2 separate regions of the Homo sapiens genome follow, and region 1 is linked to region 2. A link is a loop called in an ENCODE intact Hi-C map of the cell type or tissue named here. Cell type or tissue: tibial artery. All regions are shown on one strand. Links, peaks and the distances in the headings refer to the core of each region. The heading gives the core; the rest is flanking DNA. Region 1 overlaps LOC105376013 (a long non-coding RNA gene). Region 2 has its middle 350 kb from the start of LINC01243.

The links. Hi-C counts contacts between places; a loop is a spot of excess contacts. Peaks named below come from ENCODE experiments on the same cell type or tissue, not always from the same donor. Only the 100,000 strongest peaks of a DNase experiment are listed, where the experiment ranks them.
Region 1: a loop joins it to region 2, with 2.5 times the contacts of the local background. A loop is called at or near these places in 1 of 110 quality-filtered maps.

What each region holds. Positions count from the first base shown.
Region 1 is chr9:31,833,775-31,836,693 of GRCh38, forward strand. It overlaps LOC105376013 (a long non-coding RNA gene), which reads right to left. Exons shown (of 3, transcript XR_929549.2): 3 at 493-2,869. Among named protein-coding and RNA genes, the nearest start is that of LINC01243, 450 kb to the left of the region's middle. In tibial artery, for the core only: no CTCF peak of the experiment used is centred there; no DNase peak of the experiment used is centred there.
Region 2 is chr9:31,729,055-31,731,973 of GRCh38, forward strand. No RefSeq gene overlaps it. Among named protein-coding and RNA genes, the nearest start is that of LINC01243, 350 kb to the left of the region's middle. In tibial artery, for the core only: no CTCF peak of the experiment used is centred there; DNase peaks (open chromatin) are centred at 1,483 and 2,009.

The DNA.
Region 1 (2,919 bases), core at 190-2,689, 100 kb after region 2:
CAAAGTTCCTTGGAGACCCTTAGTTCAAACTCCTGCCAGCTTACTTTCCAATGCCAACCTCAAAAAAGGGAACCACTTATTGATCTCGACTTGTTTCTTTCCTCAGGAATAATAAAACCAGTCAGAAAACGGTTTACTTAGAATTATCCTGTGGTAGACAATTTTGTCTCTGGGTTTTCACCCACAAAAGCAGGAAATGAGCAAACTCATTTTCCCTTTTGGGAATGAAGGAAAACCTGCTAGCACTTTTGGAAGAATTCACCTCACATGCAGTGAGCTAAAACAAATGTGATGATACCTGAGTGTTGTGTGATGCTATTGCAAATAGAGAATAAAAGGCAACAGAATAATTCCTTGAATGGCTCCTAGACTTGATGCACTAAAATTTCTGTCTCATTGCTTATCCCAAAAGAATCTGGCCTAGTCAAGGCAAGGGACTTACTTACCCCTGCCTTTAGCAAACTCCTAATGAGTCTTCTAAGAGTGAAAGTTCTCTATCCGATCTCTCAGCTGGAAATATGTGCCTTACCAAGCTGCTGTTAAGGGAACAGAAAAATGATCAACATAAATTGCACCAGGAGATGGTAAAACACAAATGTTTTAGCAATGGGGGCTATTTAATGGGCTTCAGCTGTTCCAGCTCTACTCATTGTCATGAACTGAGGGTATAGGTACCATGGGATCCTTTAATATTCATTGCCAGTCACTGTTACAAGTTTCTAATATTTTAAACAAGGCTATAAATGTTGTTAGTGTTATTATTTTCATCTCACAGTTGTGACAACTGAGGAACGAGGCAGCTAAGTGCCTTGCCTACACAGATACTAAGTGAGCAAATTGGGATTAACACCCAAGCACTCTGACTCCAGAGGCCATGCTGGGAAGCCTTGGGGCACTTGCCCAAGCTGTTAAAGCAGCATGTGCCCACCCACAAACTTAAGGCAGGTGCTATACATCATTGCCAAAAGCAAGTTCCCCACCTCCTATCCTTGGTACTTGGTAGCAGCTGATGTCAGGCCATCAATGATGATTTGCTTTCTAAAATGAACTCCAGAAGACTTCTGGTAAAACCTATCAATTCCTAAAGACTCGAGACCTGGGTCCACGTGTGTTCACTACCCAGATAACTCTTCTTTTTTAATGTACTCAATAAGTCTCGTGACCTATTTTATTACAAGTAAGATCAGAACATATTGTAGCAGAGAGGCCAGTGATGCTGCCAGACTGTAGGTAGTAGCATGGGCCATGTTCTACAGAGTGCTCTTTGGGGCAATCTAACCTGTTCTTTGCTGATGCCAAGAGGTCCAGGCAGTATTTAAAAATCAAGCTATCCAGCTGGACAGAGTGCAATGCTAAGGAGATCATATGTCTCAGTTCATCTGGGAAAGTCTTGGTTTCATCCTGCTTTCCCAGTGTAGTTATGAATAACACTCCCTTTCACTTTCAAGTCTTCCAGTGTGAACTGTGGATAGCTACATGGTGACTCTGGGCATCTTCCACCTCTTCATGCCTATAGCCAGGCAGGAGCCCCAAGAATCTGGCTTCTTTGAGAGAGATGAGCTATTGGTTTCATCTTTTAGATATCAGGGACTCAGGGGTCCCATGGATACTCACACCTAATCAGAGAGCCTGATGACATCAAGGAGTTCATCAATTGTGTGATGATTTTTCTTTTGTAAATTTTTTTCAGAGAGTTTCAGGTTAAGTATAAGCCATTCAGAATAATTTTTTGTGTATATATTTCTCCCATCACATATGCAAAGCTGCTTAAAAAATCACTATTGGTTACTTTCTTCTTCAGAAGTCTTCATTAGCATAACATGAAAAGGACATGCACATAGCCTGATTATATGTTCATATGAAAAGTCACTCAAGGAAATTAGGAACAGATTTTATTGACAGGGATAGATAATAATAACACCTGAGCCTCTCCCACAAGTCCTAGCGGCCACTGGTCAAATGTACCAATTGTTACTAGCAGTCATTTGACTTTCGACATTCATTTATTTCAGTATAGAAATCTTTGAAGGAAGATCTCCAAGCATGCCTTACTGACATTCTGAAAAGTGTTGCAGCTTAAACCATTATCTAATACCTTATTCATTTTTAGTTAGGTTAGTGGCAAAAATGATACACTAGATTAGAAGAAGTAGAAGGATGATAAAGGACAGGCCAGTTTAAGAAAGGCTTTATTGATAGACAAAAGTAGAAGAGACCAAATCTAAGCACTGTCTGTTTCAAAAATGTGATTAAGCTCATGTATGCCAGGCACAATCTCAGTCTCAGTCTACAAATTCTGTTACTGACTCCTGCACAATGTCAACCCCTCTCCTCACCTCCCAGCCTGCATCGGAAGTAACCTCTATATCCACATAGTGTCTAGCTCCTGCTCCACTGGTAATGTGGAGGAGGTGTTGAGCAGCTTTCCATCTGGATGCCCAACCAATGGAATTTACTCACTCAGACATTTAAAAAGCCCAAAGCATCGTTGACAAGCTTACATCACAAATCTTCTGATCTGTGGCTTTGGAAAATGAGTGTAGGTGTCAAACCCTGAAGAATTAATTAAACATGCATTTGATTTAATTTCTACAGCCTTCAGTTCTGAGACTAAGATAGACAAAAGCAATAGGCAACACTGAGTCTCACCAATATGTACCACTGGGGTAAGGTGCCTTCAGCTCTTACCCTGTCTATACATCCCCAGCACTGAGGCCATCAGTCCCCTGGGCTTCACTTACCTCTGCTTTACTCACCTCATTCCACCCTGCATTCTGTTAAATTCCCTGTGAAGCTCCTCCAAAGCAGCCCGAACTCTGGATGCTTTTGTTATGAGATGCTCCTTGAGGAGGAAGCCAGGACTTTGATTCTGGAAAAAAGAAAAAAAAATCTTCCATATACTGGAGTTGGTGCCCAGTA
Region 2 (2,919 bases), core at 255-2,754:
AAGAATACTATATATTGCTTGAATAAGACAGGGTTTATTGTTTTCATTTCTGTTTTTCTATTTTTTCCATATAACATAACAATTTATTTATCCTACAAATACGTAGATGGGAATGGAAGTTTTATAACAAGTTCAGATCATTCTTTTAAATTCTTCAATTCTTCAAAATTCTATGACAAAAATCTCATTAAAATGTCATCAAAAAATTTAATAAGAAGTTGATTAAGTTATCCTTTTATTTTTGATGAGACAAAGAATTGGAACCAAGATGAATTACAAAAGGGTCTTTTGCATGAGGATGTTCAATTGTTTCAGCATCATTTACTGAAAAGACTATTCTTTCCCCCATTATGTGGCTTTGGTGCTCATTAAAAATCAGTTGACCATAGGTGTGTGGCTTTATCCTTGAACTTTCAGTTCTATTAAATTGTTGCCTCTGTCTAGCCTGTGGCATTACTAAACTTTTTTTTTCTCATTCAACATGATGTTACCTGTGGATTTGTCATACACGGTCATTATTGTATTGAAGAACATACCTTCTATGCCTAATTTGTTGAGATTTTATCATGAAGGTATGCTTAATTTTGACAAATGTCTTTTCTGTGTCTATTGAAATGGGTTAGATGGTTATTGTTCTTGTGTTAATGTGATGTATCATGTTTCTTGATTTGTGTCTGCTAAACCATCCTGTATCCCTAAGATACATCCCCTTTAATCATAGTAAATCATCTTTTTGCACATTTGTCAATGTGCTGTTGAATTCAGTCTTCTAATATTTTGTTGAGCATTTTTGCATCTATGTTCATTAGAAATATTGTACTGTAGTTTTCCTTTTTTGTTGTGTTCTTGTCTGGTTTTGGAATCAGGGTAATGCCGGGCTTGTAAAATGCGTTTCAATTTTTTGGTATACTTCAAGCCTCTTCAGTTTCTTGTTATACTTTGAGGAAAATTGATATTAGTTCTTCTTAAAATGTTTGGCAGAATTTGTCAGTGAAGCCATCAGGTTCTGGGCTTTTCTTTCATGGAAGACCTTTATTACTTATTCAATTTATTTGCTCCTTATTGGTATGTTTGGATTTTTTATTTCCTCATAGTTTAATTTTGGTAGGTTTTATATGTCCAGGATAATATATATTTCTTCTGTATTATCAGATTTGTTGGTGTATGGTTGTTCATGCTATCTCTTTGTTCAAACTGATCTTTTGTGTTTTTGTGGTATGTTGTAATGTCTCTTTTTTATCTCTGGTTTTATTTGTTTCAGTCTTCTCTTTTCGTAGTCTAGCTAAAGGTTTGTCGATTTTGTTTAACTTTTCAAAGAAACAACTTTTCATTTTGTTGAACCTTTGACTTGCTTTTTTTACTTTCTATTTCATTTCTGTTTTGAAATGGTGGCTGCCACTAGGCTGGCTGTTAAGTTGAGCTCAGGTGCATGTGGTCGCAGCAGGACCAGGCAGCTCTGCATTGGTCTGCCCAGAGAGACAGGGACACCACTAGGCCAGCTGTCCAGACTGGCGTGCCAGCAGGCATACATATGGCATGGCGAGGCAGCTCTGTGGTGGTGTATCAGCGGCCAGGGCTGTCACCTGGCTAGCTTTCAGGCTGGGTGCTGGTACACAGGGACAGAAGGGGCCAGCTGGCTGTGAGGTGCAGGTGCACATGGGTGAGAGGGTGGCCAGCTGTTTGGCAGCTTTCGCATTATGGCATTCCACGTGTCCCTGGAGGGGATGGGGTGCCATGTAGGTTCCAACTGAAAATCTTAGTCTTTTCATCCTGCCTAGGTTCCAGAAAGATAAAATCCTGCTGTTGGAAGCACCTGTGTGAGCAAGGTGAAATGATGGCAGGGCCTCAGGGATACATAGAATCAGTTGCTTCTGGCCCCCAGGCAGGATGTACTCTAGCAGTGAGTTCAATTTCAAGATGGTGCCATGCCATAGCAACTTAGCTGGCAGGGTGGGAGGTGTTCAGAGTGAATGCCTACTCTGGTACCATGCAGCTACATGAACTCCTATCTACTCTCCAAGAATCCTCACAGGATGCAAGGCCTATGATGACTGGGGGAGCCCTTCTGTAGCAAGAACTGCTGGTGCTTGTGGTGACAATGGGACCTGCTGGGGCTCTCTAACTTACCTATTTTCCTGTAAGAACAAGTTCCTTCTGACTTTGGGCTGAACTAGATAGGGAAGACTGTGGCAGAAGTGAATGCCTCACTCTGCTCTTTATAGTGCTATTCTGGGCTTCTGTGCTACACAGGGATTTTGTCACTTTCTTCGTGCTCTGAAGTGTAATTCCTCAGTCACTCCAATGGAAATATAATTGCTTATTTATTGTTTTGGTCTTTTTATTGGGGGAAACAAGCCCCAGGCAACTCTAGGTGACCATCTTGCTGTTGACAATCCAAAGTATCTTTCCTTACAATATTATGCATTTTCTTTGTTTTTCTTATTAATTTCCCTAGCCGGAACTTCCAGCCCATTATTGAATACAAGTGCAAAGAGTAGACATTTGTATCTTGTTTATGCTTTTAGGGAAGAGCTTTCAGCCTTTGAACATTAAGTATGATATTAGCTCTAGGTTTTTCATAGGCGCCCTTTACTAGATTGAGGAAGTGACCTTCCATCCTTAATGTGTTGAGTGTTTTATCATCAAAAAGTGTTGGATTTTGTCAGTTGCTCTTTTGCATCTATTGAGACAATCATGTAATTTTCTTTTCTTTTATTTTTTATTCTGTTAAGAATATATTATATTGCTTGATTTTCATATGTTGAACAAGGCTTACATACTTAGGATAAAACTCGCCTGATCAGCCGGACATGATGGCCCATACCTGTAATCCCAGTACTTCGGGAGGCCAAGGTGGGTGGATCTCTTGAGGCCAGGGGTTCAAGACCAGCCCTGGCGACATATCAAGACCTCGTGTCA